Linked DNA regions of Homo sapiens: region 2 is linked to region 1. A link is a contact called in ENCODE Hi-C or POLR2A ChIA-PET data. All regions are on one chromosome and are shown on one strand. The core of a region is the stretch at or near the end of the contact, and the rest is flanking DNA. Distances in the headings are between cores, read along the strand shown.

What was found. Hi-C counts contacts between places; a loop is a spot of excess contacts on that map. ChIA-PET counts read pairs that join two places held with the same protein, here RNA polymerase II (POLR2A).
Region 2: a loop to region 1 is called in a map of mammary epithelial cell, with 3 times the contacts of the local background. The contact joins two enhancer-like sites. A Hi-C loop is called at or near these places in 3 of 168 maps with a recorded cell type or tissue (K562, gastrocnemius medialis and mammary epithelial cell). POLR2A ChIA-PET finds 5 or more read pairs at or near these places in 1 of 52 experiments (PC-9).

What each region holds. Positions count from the first base shown.
Region 1 is chr7:116,589,964-116,597,746 of GRCh38, reverse strand. The region is part of intron 2 of COMETT (cytosolic oncogenic antisense to MET transcript); the gene reads left to right. Among named protein-coding and RNA genes, the nearest start is that of CAV1, 69 kb to the right of the region's middle. Within about 2 kb of position 5,091, at least 8 of the 41 ENCODE cell types and tissues checked have a DNase peak (open chromatin) inside an H3K27ac peak, as active enhancers do.
Region 2 is chr7:116,712,607-116,720,389 of GRCh38, reverse strand. The region is part of intron 2 of MET (MET proto-oncogene, receptor tyrosine kinase); the gene reads right to left. Among named protein-coding and RNA genes, the nearest start is that of COMETT, 28 kb to the right of the region's middle. Within about 2 kb of position 3,654, at least 7 of the 41 ENCODE cell types and tissues checked have a DNase peak (open chromatin) inside an H3K27ac peak, as active enhancers do.

The DNA of each region.
Region 1 (7,783 bases), core at 3,842-6,341:
TAGTTGTGGCAGAAATATAACTGTGGATAAAACAGGGCTGATGCTCTCTAGCCGTGGAAGAGCAGCTCTTCCAGCTGCCCGCTTTCTGGTTGTTCAGTGGCCTGCCACTTTCGAGGCACTACCAGGAGCACTGGCTAGCTCTGGAGCAGCATGCTTCTGGTATCAGTTATGAGATTTCCCCACGTGCTTCTGGCATCAGTTATGAGATTTCCCAGCCTTGAAATGGCACTTCTATGTTGTAGCTCCAGGAAAATCAATAGGTCTGGGCCTTTAAATATTTTAGATACTAGCAGAAAACTTTGAGCGTCTCAGGGAAGGGAGACTGAGGTTGGATGGAAAGTGACAGGTGGTGTTAGAGTCACGTGCTGGGGACCCTCCAACTTCCATAGGAAACTGCACGGATGGAAAGCAGAACAAAAATACCAACCTTACCTGTTGTTGTAAGGACTAAATAATACAAATAAATACGTATGTAAAGCGCCTAGCATAGAACTTGGCCTGTGTAAGGATCTCAATTAATATTATGTTCCTTTTCCATCCTTTTCCCTTTCTCATCTCTCCCTTCTTCCTTATGGGGGAAAGATCTCTGGGATCAGACAGACCTGGTTTTTGAACTCTGGTTCTTTTATTTGGTAGTTGTGAACTTGGGCCAGTCTCTTAACCTTTCTGAGGCTTAGTTTGGTCATTAGTGAATAGTTTAAAAATAGTTTTTTCATTTGTTTAGTAAAATTAAAATACAGCTTTAAAATGGAATAAAATAACATTTCCATCCCTTTTCTAAATCTTTCTCTTATCTTCTCTTTTCTACACAGAACAAAAATCCATGGTTGTTTTGTAGTTCCAGTTTCCAGGGGAATTTCACATACATTCTCCTCTACCTTTCCTGATTGGCACTGTCCTTGACAAGCACTTCTTTGGGACGCCTATGTTTCCTAGACTGAATTCCCCCAAATCTTCTTGACTGAACACCCAAGAGGCCATACTCACTTCCTTCCTTGATCCAGGAAAAAAAATCAGCTCCTGTCAATTTTGGAATGCATCCATTTGAGGCCCACTCTGCCTTTGTGTTCATCATTTAACTTCTACCTCAGAGGAACTAGATAAGCTACATGATTAAACTTAGGTATTTCACCTAGATGGCCAAGGTATATTACCTTCAGGGACACTAAAACAATTACCTATCCTACATGAAGCACCCAAGTTCTCAGCATATGTCATGGGTAGCGTTAATTGGGTGACCAGGAGCTGAAGGGGTCCCTGTGGTGAAAGCACATAAGCACAAAAGCTCAGTCTAGCCTTAGTGTATACCTGGCCCCAAACCCAACACTCAAGCATTTCCTTGAACTAGGAGCAACTCCACTCCAGAATCAGTGCCCCATACTGGTAGAAATTCCACTCTGATGTTCAAATTCTCTATCTGAAACCCTTGAGTAGTTGTAGGGATTTCCATAGCTACCCTGCCATTGGATCAGGTTTGTTTCATATCATGTAATTGATACTAATGGGAAATCAACCTGGTGCCTTCATTCTAACTCCCTCCCGAATGCTATTCTCCTGAGATAGAGCAAATTACTGACTTTTCCAAGCAGTTCCTCTTCCTTTTATTTTGTTGTTGACCTCAAGGAAGAGTCTTCTAAGTATTCAAATGAAAAGTTGTGGTGCACAGAATATATTACAATGGCATTGATATGGCAGACACTGCCTTGCATGTGAATAGATGATTTTATTATCTGAGACTATTATCTAGATTCCTCTTATAATGACAGAGCTCAAATAAAGGAAAGACAAACTTTACACACACACACACACACACACACACACACACACACACACACACACACCCCTTGGACAGAAACCAGCAGGTGGGAAGAAACCTGCCCACTCTCTCCAGTTCCTTCTTATTCTACCATTATGAATTGAAGAAGGCTTTCCCACTGACACAAGGGGCACATGCTTTGAGGTCAATACCCCCACTTCAGGGTGTTCTGGAACTCCCATGTGTTAGTAATAATGATTAGCAGAAGGTAATTTAGGACTAAATGGCTCTGTGATTTTTAACTCTCCAAAGGGAATTAGAACAGTAATACCCAGGTGATATTGATTAATAGATTGCCAACCCCTGAAAGATAAGTTTCAGGTGGTATCTGCATATTTTGTCCTTTGTCTGGATCTCAGGAAAATAAACAGGGAGACATTGGACAAGAGAATCAGGAATTTAAAAGGTACTGACAGCCCTGATGAGCCAAGTCTTTTCAGATGAAAGGAGATGGTCATAAATGTAAAAATCTGTACTTGGGCTCAAAAACCCAATTCTAAGGGGATTGAATTGGGAAGACGTATCTTAGCAATGGCGTGTGCGAGGAAGTCTTTTGTGTCAAAAGGATGATAACGTTGTAGCTATGTAGAAAGTAAATAGCAGAAGGGAATGGTTCCGATTTACCCTGAATTGGTCACATGATACCTGTGATACCTGTGATACTCATCACAAACTCAGAGAAGCACAGGGACAGGCAAGTTGCAGCCAGCTCGGAAGAGAGTGACTAAGATGTTGACAGGGCTTGGTATCATGTCATGAAAACAGTCAAATAAACTAACGTAGCTTGGGCTGGAAAGGGAAGACGCACGCACATGTTAGTGTCCCAGTTGAGAGGCTGTTAATATGGAGGTTTAATTTGAGTTGTTTTGCTTGGCCTCACATGGGTGATAATGAACAATGCATAGGGCTTCAGGGCAATAGATACTTGGTTTACTTTAAGAAAGAGTGTTTCCTAACGAGATCATGAATGGTCTGAGATGTGGTCAATTTTCTGACATTGTCAAATTTTGTCTTGAAATTGGCCATAGTGGGAGTATTTACACCGGGAACCAGTGGCAAACACTACTTATCAGGGCTTTTTGTACTCTCTGGAGAGCTGGTTCTTAAACATTTACCAGTGGAACCATTTTAAAATATAGATATACTTTTATATGAACTGCAGTAAAACCAATTGAGCTGAAAAGCCAATTAGAGTAGGCATTTAGGCCTAGGAAGTGTGGTGAGACTAATGAGTTCTAAGCTTCCATTGAAGCTGGAAATCCTGAATATATGCTTCTAACATTTACATGTCTAATTTAATATTTGTTTGTTACTGGTAAGACACAATCATCATGATGAGGAAGGCCCAAACCCATTTTTGCATATGAGATTTAAATGTAGATCTGGGTAATTTAGTAGTTTGGAATAGGTAATGGAATTGCATTTTACTGTGGTCGTTCTGAGTTCCAGTTCTTTCCATCCACTAAGGAGTGGTACAGGAGTGTGCTGGAACTCCTCACAAATGCAGGTGAGAGCTGAGAGTTGACTTTGCACATCTTTTCCCAACTTTGCCTTCAGAGACTTCACATCGGCAGCTTCAAATTGGCCGTAGTGGGCTGGGCATGGTGGCTCACGCCTGTAATCCCAGCACTTTGGTAGGCTGAAGGGAGCAGATCACCTCAGGTCAAGAGTTCAAGACCAGCCTGGCCAACATGGTGAAGCCCTGTCTCTACTAAAAATACAGAAATTAGCCAGGCATGGTGGTGGGCTCCTGTAATCCCAGCTACTCAGGAGGCTGAGGCAGAGAATCACTTGAACTCGGGAGGCGAGTGTTAAAGTGAGCAGAGATCACACCACTGCACTCCAGCCTAGGCAACAGAATGAGACTCTGTCTCAAAAAAATAAATAAATAATTTAAAAAAAGAAATTGGCCACAGTGGGAGGGAGTATTCACACCATGAACTAGTGATAAACACTACAGATCAGGGCTTTTTGTACTCTCTGGAGAGCTGGTTGTTAAACATTTACCAGTGGAATCATTTTAAAATGTAGATATACTTTAATATGAACTGCAGTATATAAAACAGATAGAAGAAGAATGAAGCTAGCAGAACGTGCCCTAAGCCATACTCACTTAGCTTCCTCCCTTGCCACTGCATGTCCTTGCCCCTTGAAAGGCTCTGAGGCACCTCTGCAGCACCCTGTAACACCATGGGATTTAAAACCTCCGGAAAAATAATCCTTTCAGCTCACGCCGGGACTGTATTCTTTTAACTGGTATTTCCCTTTTCCTAGATTTGGGAATACAGACATAAAACAGCAGGGTTTCCCTCAGTTTTATGAGATTGTTTTTCAATAGAATGCCAGAGGGATCAGTTTGAGAACATTGGAAATCTGATTCCTCTAAATACAAGAAAAAATGGTCATAGGAAACAGTGAGTTTCCTCACTTTGTCAATGCTCTTGAAGCAATTGTGAGTTTTCTCTTGTTGAGATGCAAGGCCAGCCCTGGGTGAAGCCAGAAGTTTATGCGTTATAAGGGCACCCCAGACCTTTCCATTAGCATATTACCTTTCTTTCTTGGTTAGACTAGGAACCTGATGCTCCGAGGGAGTAAGATTTGGTGGAATGTTGTAAAGTATTCGGGGGTAGGAGGTAAGAAAAGGAAACTTTATATGATCCACAGATTTTTGGATAGGTTCCTAAAAAAAGGGTGTTGGGGGATTAAAAAGTGGCTGCCTGAGAGGACACTTTGTCTACTTGCTTTTTTGAACTGCAAGGCCTGTTCCGTGAAGTGCCTGAAAATGGCTATAGGAGGATCACAGAGGCTGTCAGGCAGCCGGAACGTAAGTCCAGGCAGCTTGTGTGAAAATCTTGAGGTAACCCTGATGTTTCCAGGGGCCCCCAGTGTTCCTAAGCTGGAGAATAGGAGCATGAATGCCATGACTGCTGCAAAACTTATCAAGCAAAATCGACAATTGTCACTGCTTGTGGAATTCCCTTTCTGTTAAAAATGAACGTGATTTCATGGGCACATATTTTGGTGTAATATTTTCATGGGAATTCTTCTTGTGCTCTGAATTCTGATTTCTTTTAATCTTACCCTTCCCATTTTCCCCAGAATGACAATGGATTCATTTTCCCTTCAAGGTCTTCTAAATCTATCACCTCTTTCCTTGACTTTGTCGCCTGATTTCCCTTCTATAAAGTTCTCTTCTTCAGAGGGAGGGGCAGAGTCACGGCTGGCTAGATTGCGGTCCTTATCTCTGCCCACACTCCTTCCTGTTCCCTTCTCTTGCCAAGCTTCCCTCTTCACTCTGCCCTTAGCTCCAGACCTGGCTTTGGGCTATGAGCCTGTTCTGCCGTGTGTCCCTCAAGCCAGTCCCGTCTCCTGATCAGCAGTGCCCCAGATTCGCTCTTTCCTCCGACTAAACCCATCCCCTTATCTCCCTCCTCTTCAACCTGCTACGTTGCTTGACAATACAGGGGTTAAATCTTTATTTCTTGCCTTTCATTTGCATCCTTTCCTTAAATTATCTAAGGCAAAGACTTTTTAATATTTGTACTGGAGCTGTGTCACAGTAGCGATGTTAAGCACACATCAGAAGATGAAGTATAATGCCACTTTAAGTCTCTTTAAGAGACTTAAGAGGTTAAGGAGAATTGAACATTTTGGCTTCTTCTCAAATGCAGAGAACAATTAAAAGTGTCCCCAAATAATTAACAGAAATTAATTTAGACTTATGAAAAATAAATATTATTCTCTTCTTAGAAGAAAATCAGAAGAGATCAGAAGCAGGGACTTAACTGATTATATAGCTTCAGTTCCTGAGGACGACCAAGTCAATCAAAATTATCATGCCATGCCATTTTGCAATGGATTTAATTATTTCTAATCAAATAATGGATTTATTTGCAATGGATTTGATTATTTTTAATCAAGCAGAAAATCTCCGAGTTCATCAGGTTTAGCTTTTCAAATCTGATGATCTGACACCTAGTGTTAATTTTGAGTACTGCTAAATATTTCACATAAAGTATACAGTACATTGAGTCTCCGTTTTTTATTCCTTTTCGTTTCTTCATATAACTTGAGAGATGTAGTCAGGTTACCATATAGTCTCAGGATAGATGTAGCTTACTTACTGGTGTTCAGAATGCGCAATGCGACCTGAAGTCAGGAAGCTGGGTCCTATCGTTGTGGGCCAACTGTTCCTATGACCTTGGGCAAGTTACTTTCCTCTTTTAGTCTGTGTGCCCTCAGTGGTAAGATGAGAATGACGGAACATATGGAATATATGATTTATCTCTAGGTCTTTTCCAATTCTGGAACCCTGTGTGTTATCTTTTTAAAGCAATAGTTATGTATGCCAGCTCTATTTTGAAGCTTGGAATATGTTCACCCAATAAACCAGAAAATGAAACAGTTGTTACTTGGAGGTGTATGGCTATTCTTTCACTATGTGAAATTCCTTCAAAACATGTTATAACAAAGAATTGAGACAAGATTTTGATGATTTTTAGTAACGCCATCTAATGGAGCTTTGGTTATCATAAAAATATTCTAGCTCTGTGCCGTCCACTCCTTAACCACTAGCCACATGTGGCTACTGAGCACTTGAAATGTAGCTAGTGAGACTGAAGAACTAAATTTTAATTTTGTCTAATGAAAGATTCATTTAAATGTAAGTAGCCACATGTGTCTAGAGGCTGCAGTCTTAGATAATATAGATTTATAGTGTATGGAAACATGAAAATTTCTTGATGAATTTGGGGGTGGTATTCACCAATATACTTAATTTACTTTCTTTACTGATTGGCTGTATATTAATCTTGTTATTTCACATTGACCATTTCCATTTTTGCCTGAATTCACCATACAAGTGCTTTGGGATTGATTCCATAATTGTGTTTTCTCTCAGGGTTTCAGCTATGTAGGTCTGGTTTAATTGAATTTAAATAAAGATGCTTTTTCTAGTTCACAAACAAAGATTGAAACATGCAAAACATTGAGAACATGCTGTCATGCTTAGTAAGATAAATTTCAAAGCCTAACCCCTGCAGTTATTTTTCTAAGCTAATTCTCTGTATTTGAGAGTTCAGGTTTAAACAAAAGCTAGGAGTGTCATGAGATATAAAAATATGTTATTTCCTATTTGTTATGGTGTCTAAAAAAGATAAAATACTTAGACAATTTCCTTAAATTTTATTTAACTTAACAAGTTAGCTTTCTTGTTAATGGGTACCAAAACATAGTTAGATAGGAAGAATAAGTTCTAGTGTTTAATAGCAGAGTAGGGTGACTATAGTTAACAATAATTTATTGTATATTTCAAAATAGCTAGAAGATTTGGAATATTCCCAACACAGAGAAATAATAAGTGTTTGAGTGATAGATATCCCAATTGCCCTGATTTTATCATTACACATTGTATGCATTTATCAAAGTTTCACATGTACCCCAGAAATATGTATGGTCATTATGTATCAATAAAAAATTTAGCTTTCTTAAAATACAGACTTTCTTTTTTTTTTCTTTGTTAAAAGGATAATGGTCTCATTCAAGGATTTTAATAGAAACCTCATCCCAGTTGACTAATTCCAAATTATTTATCATTCGCTATGTTTTCTTGTGTGCTCTTGCAGCTAAAATAAACTCCACTCATTTAACTCTTTCATTAGCATATACTCTGTCGTGATTTCTTCTGTTGCCTTCATTGAAGAGACTAATTCCTTCTGATAAACAACTTCTCTAACACACACACACACACACACCCCTCTAAGACTTAAGGCTTAAGGCGACTGGGAGCAATTTATTACATTGTTGTTGAAAGCATCTTTCTTAGTACGATGCATATGCATGGAAGGGAGGTCTGGCCTAAAATAAGTAAAATGACATGTGATTTATAAAGGTTGGGTGTAATATCTATAATTAATTTTATCTTTTTTACACCTAAGCCCACTCTGCCCCCAAACTTCTGCCTTATTA
Region 2 (7,783 bases), core at 2,405-4,904, 120 kb before region 1:
TCAGCCCAAAATCTCCTTAAGCTGATAAGCAACTTCAGCAAAGTCTCAGGATACAAAATCAATGTACAAAAATCACAAGCATTCTTATACACCAATAACAGACAAACAGAGAGCCAAATCATGAGTGAACTCCCATTCACAATTGCTTCAAAGAGAATAAAATACCTAGGAATCCAACTTACAAGGGATGTGAAGGACCTCTTCAAGGAGAACTACAAACCACTGCTCAAGGAAATAAAAGAGGATACAAACAAATGGAAGAACATGCTCATGGGTAGGAAGAATCCATATCGTGAAAATGGCCATACTGCCCAAGGTAATTTATAGATTCAATGCCATCCCCATAAAGCTACCAATGACTTTCTTCACAGAATTGGAAAAAACTACTTTAAAGTTCATATGGAACCAAAAAAGAGCCCGCATCGCCAAGTCAATCCTGAGCCAAAAGAACAAAGCTGGAGGCATCACGCTACCTGACTTCAAACTATACTACAAGGCTACAGTAACCAAAACAGCATGGTACTGGTACCAAAACAGAGATATAGATCAATGGAACAGAACAGAGCCCTCAGAAATAACGCTGCATATCTACAACTATCTGATCTTTGACAAACCTGAGAAAAACAAGCAATGGGGAAAGGATTCCCTATTTAATAAATGGTGCTGGGAAAACTGGCTAGCCATATGGAGAAAGCTGAAACTGGATCCCTTCCTTACACCTTATACAAAAATTTATTCAAGATGGATTAAAGACTTAAACGTTAGACCTAAAACCATAAAAACCCTAGAAGAAAACCTAGGTATTACCATTCAGGACATAGGCATGGGCAAGGACTTCATGTCCAAAACACCAAAAGCAATGGCAACAAAAGCCAAAATTGACAAATGGGATCTAATTAAACTAAAGAGCTTCTGCACAGCAAAAGAAACTATCATCAGAGTGAATAGGCAACCTACAAAATGGGAGAAAATTTTTGCAACCTACTCATCTGACAAAGGGCTAATATCCAGAATCTACAATGAACTCAAACAAATTTACAAGAAAAAAACAACCCCATCAAAAAGTGGGCGAAGGATATGAACAGACACTTCTCAAAAGAAGACATTTATGCAGCCAAAAAACACATGAAAAAATGCTCATCATCACTGGCCATCAGAGAAATGCAAATCAAAACCACAATGAGATACCATCTCACACCAGTTAGAATGGCAATCATTAAAAAGTCAGGAAACAACAGGTGCTGGAGAGGATGTGGAGAAATAGGAACACTTTTACACTGTTGGTGGGACTGTAAACTAGTTCAACCATTGTGGAAGTCAGTGTGGCGATTCCTCAGGGATCTAGAACTAGAAATACCATTTGACCCAGCCATCCCATTACTGGGTATATACCCAAAGGACTATAAATCATGCTGCTATAAAGACACATGCACACGTATGTTTATTGCGACATTATTCACAATAGCAAAGACTTGGAACCAACCCAAATGTCCAACAATGATAGACTGGATTAAGAAAATGTGGCACATATACACCATGGAATACTATGCAGCCATAAAAAATGATGAGTTCACGTCCTTTGTAGGGACATGGATGAAATTGGAAATCATCATTCTCAGTAAACTATTGCAAGAACAAAAAACCAAACACCGCATATTCTCACTCATAGGTGGGAATTGAACAATGAGATCACATGAACACAGGAAGGGGAATATCACACTCTGGGGACTGTGGTGGGGTGGGGGGAGGGGGGAGGGATAGCATTGGGAGATATACCTAATGCTAGATGATGAGTTAGTGGGTGCAGCACACCAGCATGGCACATGTATACATATGTAACTAACCTGCACAATGTGCACATGTATCCTAAAACTTAAAGTATAAAAAAAAAAGGCTTATCCACTTCTAAAATAATCGTATGTCTCTGAGAAACAATGGTAAACAATGTGTTTTATTATTTATTTTATTTATTTTTTAAAATTTTTATTTATTTATTTATTTTGAGATGGAGTCTAGCTCTGTCGCCGAGGCTGGAGTGCAGTGGCGTGATCTCGGCTCACTACAACCTCCGCCTCCTGGGTTCAAGCAATTCCCTGCTTCAGCCTCCTGAATAGCTGAGACTACAGGTGCCCGCCACCATATCTGGCTAACTTTTTTGTATTTTTATTAGAGACTGGGTTTCACCATTTTGGCCAGGTTGGTCTTGAACCCCTGACCTTGTGATCCACCTGTCTCGGCTTCCCAAAGTGCTGGGATTACAGGTGTGAGCCACCGTGCCCTGCCTCCTGTTTTATTATTTTTTAAAAACTTGTTGCAAACTTGCTTCCTTAGCCCAAAGTCTTATATACTGTCATAGAGTTAAAGAATAGGAATTCCTCTACAATTTGTAAGCCTTGATGTGATACATCAATTAATCTAGTCTTCCTTTAGCTTTCTATGAGTACTTGCCAGATTCTTTTTACCTGACTTAGTCATATAGCTTTTTTTATAAAAAGAAAATTGAAGTGCTATATATCTCAATATATTTGATTCAAAATGTTTCCCCTAATTAACATTATGATGTATGCAGTGAATATGTAATTATATTTAATTCAGTGTAATTAAGAATGTGATATATTTAAAATAGTGATTCATTTAATTGATCTATAGGACAGATTTAGCTCATCTATAGATAATTTAAATCAGTCTTGCAAATAAAATTTTTAAAAATGTACTATCTTGTAAAATCTTTGCCAGTTCACTTGTATCACCTTTCTCTCCTCTTTGACCATGACTAAATTACCAGAAGCATTTGAATATATACTTTATTCATAATCATTCTTTGTAGAAATTCTAGCTAGATATGGTAATGGTTTTCTGGGAAATACATATTTTGAAATAGAAAGTACCTCTTTGTCTAGAGCTTTTCATACAGTTGACTGAAAACTTAATTGCTTTAATTTCAGGAATTCTTATTTCCCTAAATTTCACTCATGTGTTTTTTTTATTAAATAGAACTGGGAGAGAGGACAGTGTGGAACTGACTGCACGCAGGGAGGCACAGAGCTTTCAATTTCAGGGTCTGGCGCTGTTTCTTATAGACATATTTTAACTCTTTACTGTCTGTACTGAGATGTCTAAGATGTTGACATTGAATTCAGAATTGTCTGTAAAATACAGAAGAGTCAGCTCTCTGGCAAAGCAGATCCTTCTCTTTGGGGTCCTTAATGCACGGCCAGGCTGTTAGGGTGCTGTGGTCAAACCCTAAGAATCTGACCAAGTTGTTTTGTGCTATGAAGAGGACTCCATCTGATGTGCTCAGGGCACAGTTGAAAAGAAAGAGGCTTCCTCAACACATCTGTTTCCACTAACGCCTCTTGAGGAAGTAATCCTGCCCTATGGCTTCAATAGTCATGGCCTGGAAGTCCTAGCAAGGGAGCAAAGCTGGGGGGGGCAAAATTTAAGAGGCTTCAATTTCTTTCTGCCCTAGCCAGAGAGGGCATGCTCTGCGGTTGTGTGTGCAGCCAGACAGCCGGGAGCACAGCATAAGCAGGCATCCGGCCAGCCAGCCACGGGCTGAGCACTGGTGATTCACAAGGTGATGGAAGCTACTGTGGCTCTGCCCTCACAGCCTCGTGGTGATGACCTAACTCTACACACCCCGTTGCCATCTCTTCCGAGGACCAGCCCTGTCTCTGCAAATGCCTTCAAGCTATGTTTGAATACGCCATTGATGATGTTCAAAGCCATCACTTTTCTCTCCAAACTGATTTCCTCTTCCAGCTTCCTATTTCTCAATGCATCAATAGCTACCCTCTCCGTAAGTTTGAGATCTGAACCATCTTTGAGTCTTTCCTTTATTGTTCATATCTTCTTTCTTTCTTTCTTTCTTTCTTTCTTTCTTTCTTTCTTTCTTTCTTTCTTTCTTTCTTTCTTTCTTTCTCTTTCTTTCTTTTCTTTTTCTTTCTTTCCTTCTTTCTTTCCTTCCTTACTCTTTCTTTCTTTCATATTTCTCTTTCTTTCTCTCTTTTTCCCTCCTTCCTTCCCTCCCTCCCTCTCTCTCCGTTTCTTTTCTCTCTCTCTCTCTCTCTCTCTCTCTCTCTCTCTCTCTCTCTCTCTCTCTCTCCCTCTCTCCCTCCTTCCCTCTTGCTTGCTTGCTTGAAAGGCTCTGGCTCTGTCACCCAGGCGGCAGTGCAGTGGCACAATCTTGGCTCACTGCAACCTCTTCCCTTCTGGGCTCAAGAGATCCTCCCTCCTCAGCATCCAGAGTAGCTGGGACTACAGGCATGTGCCACAATACCTGGCTAATTTTTGTATTTCTTTGTAGAGATGGGATTTTGCCATGTTGCCCAGGCTGGTCTTGAATTCACAGGCTCTAGCAATCCTTCCACCTCGACCTCCCAAAGTGTTAGGATTACAGGCATGAGCCACCATGCCTGGCTGATTCTTATACTCTCTTCTATTGAATTAAAGGAAATTGCCTACATGGCCTCCTACAATCTGATTCCTTTGATTTTAGAATCTTCTTCCTTAAGCCGACTTCTACAACTTTTTAGTGTAATGCTCCCTAAATACCTTCTCAGCTTGTCCTGTGACAACCATGCTAACCTAGCAGAGAACTTGGGTCAGGGGTGGCCCTGCCCTTCCTGGCTGTGCAGCTTTAGGATTCCTAGATCTCTAAACCTCAGTTCTTCACTTGTAAAGTGGGAAAACACATATCTACATAACAGATTTGTTTTGAGGCTTAAATGAAATGAATCCAGTGCCAGAAACATATTAAATGGTCACTTCATTTAGAAGACCTACAGTAGGCCGAATAATGTCTTCCCAAAATTCATGTCCACCTGGAAAGTCAGATCGTGACCTTATTTGGAAATAGGCTCTTTGATATGTGATTAGTTAAGGATCTTGAGATGAAATCATCCTGGATTTAGTGAGTGCCCTGAATTCAATGACTGTTGTCCTTATAAGAAGAGGGGACACAGAGAGACATGGTGGACTGCCACATAAAGATGGAGGCAGAGAGGGGAGTAAAGCTGCCACAACCTAAGATGCCTGGGACACCAGAATTGCAAGAGGCAAGGAAGGAGTCCTCCCTAGAGCCTCCAGAGGGAGCATGGCCCTGGCTGATGCCTTGATTTCAGACATCTGGCCTCCAGAACCATGTGAGGATAAATTTCTGTTGTTTTCAGCCACCCAGTTTGTGGTAATTTGTTATGGGAGCTCTGGAAAATGAATATAATACCATACCATGTGACAGACTGTTCTAGGTGCTGAAGGATATGGCAGCAAATAAAAAAGACATAAATCCCTGCCTTGTGCAACTAAACAGTTATTATTATCACTATTGTTGGTCTAGTAAGCCCTCATAATGCCTATGAAGACAAAATCCAATTGTTTAGATCAATGAGCCTCAATTTCATCATCTGTAAAATGGAAACACTCACACCTATTGAAGAGAATTACTTAAGTTCATAAGTAAGGTCATCCATGGCTCTCCAAAATTTGTGGACCTGTTATCTGTCCACTATTATTTTACACTATTCTCTAATGCAGGGGTTGGCACATGTTTTTTGGGAAAGGGCTAGATAGAATATATGCTAGTCTTTGAGGGCCATAGGGTCCCTGTGGCCTGTGTGTGTGTGTGTGTGTGTGTGTGTGTGTGCGTGCATGTGAGTGTTTAACTGTATAAAAAGGGAAAAAAATATAAACAAAATAAGTTTTCACTTGTTGAGAATATAAAAACAGGCTATCGTTTGTCAATCCTGGCAAATGCTTCTACCTTGGGTCTAGCCTCTACATAGGGAGACAAAAGATTGACACGTACAATAGCTAACTGATGCAAAGTATAAGAACTCAGTTGATAGTTACATTCTGAAAACACTGTACTGGCAGTAAATCCTCTAAGACTAGGAAAAAAATAAGATCTGTGTGGGCTTAAACAGCTGGAGAAGGCTCATGGCAGAGGTCGAAGTTGAGCCAGTTCTTAATGGAAGCTGGATTAGTAAAGAGAAAAGAGAGATAAATACTTGGAGCAGAATATATTTTATGTATATGTGTATATGGGTTTATATACATATGTATACAAACGCATTTAAATATAAATGAAATAAATAAATCCTTTCTCTTGAGGTACCACCACAATTCAAAAGAATCAATTCTACAATGATATGGACCTTGGAATTCTAAGTGTTAAAACTTTTGCTTCTTTATCATCATTTCCTAAGGTGAATCAGATCTGAAACAGACTGTGTCCATGTGTTTTTGGTTAGCAGCCTTCATACTGCACTTCAATCATAGCCAGGAGTGACAGAGTGATTCATAAAGAAAATTGTTCCAAGTTAGGAAGGTTTTAATGCTTAGTGCAAAGAGGTTTTCTGCTTTCCTCTACTTAGTTAACAGAAACAATTTCAATGCACTTACTCATAGAAGTATAAGAGATTTTCAGAAGACACAACACCAATTACCCTGCACTAACAAATAAAACAGAAGTAGTTCTTCTTGGAGGTGGTAAGAGCCATGGTCTGTTTATGTGCCTAACAGTGTCACATTCAATAGAAACAGGTGATAAATGTCTTCACAGAGGGCCAGGAGAGATGAACGATGGATGAAACAAGAGTCCTTCAATTGTGTCCCAATATATCGTTCAAGCCCATGACTATATTCTAGCCTGCCATTAATCCAACTGTCATGACCTCTTATCCCTCCTTTCCATCTTGCCACCGTGGAGTGAGACTCTTTACTTATCTGCTCCCCTTGTTTCTGATAGGACCTGTTGATCAGAAACCTCCATCTGTGGGCTCCCCTTCTCAGCAGCCAAGGTCCCTGCCAGAGGCCCTTACTCAGTTCTCACTGCATCTACACCAAGGCCAAGCTCAGGAAAGCTTCTCTCTGTACCAAGCACGTACTTGGTGCCTTTGAATGTTGCCACTGGGATTACGATCCTGTGGCCACAGGAAGGATGGTGTTGATAAAGACCTTTGCCCTTAACTTCTTTTCCTTTTTTTTTTTTTTTTGAGACGGAGTCTCGCTCTGTCGCCCAGGCTGGAGTGCAGTGGCGGGATCTCGGCTCACTGCAAGCTCCGCCTCCCGGGTTCACGCCATTCTCCTGCCTCAGCCTCCCAAGTAGCTGGGACTACAGGCGCCCGCCATTACCCCCGGCTAATTTTTTGTATTTTTAGTAGAGACGGGGTTTCACCGTTTTAGCCGGGATGGTCTCGATCTCCTGACCTCGTGATCCGCCCACCTCGGCCTCCCAAAGTGCTGGGATTACAGGCGTGAGCCACCGCGCCCGGCCTCTTTTCCTTAACCCATATATCATTTTCAACTTGAAATCATGGATTGGTGACCAATAGTGAAAATCTGTGGACTTCAAATGAAAGTTTCAAGGGGGTATCTCTACTGGTGTCACTGCTCAAGCCACGCCCACTAAAGCATTGCGTAAAGTCCCTCTTACAGATGGTATCACCCGCTCAAAGGGTGAGTGCTGTTGAAAGGCTTGAGAAAACCTTACGGGAGCAGAGAAAGTATTCCCTCTTTCTCCTTTTAATGACTTTAATTCTGAGTTCCAAATTTCGATTACAAAACTCTGGAATTCCTATCTATTCACCCTCCCTATCTTAATCTTTCCTTTTTCTTTCATTTTTCTTCTTCTTTGTTCTTTGATCAATCTTCATTGCAGACTGGTGAATGAAGGAGGGTGTGTGTGGGGGGGACGGGAGGGGCATAGGTAATAGTGAGTAAAACTCCCCAGTTTTTCTCCAGTGCTAATTTAGCTCTTGAAAACTCCCCAATTCTATAAATT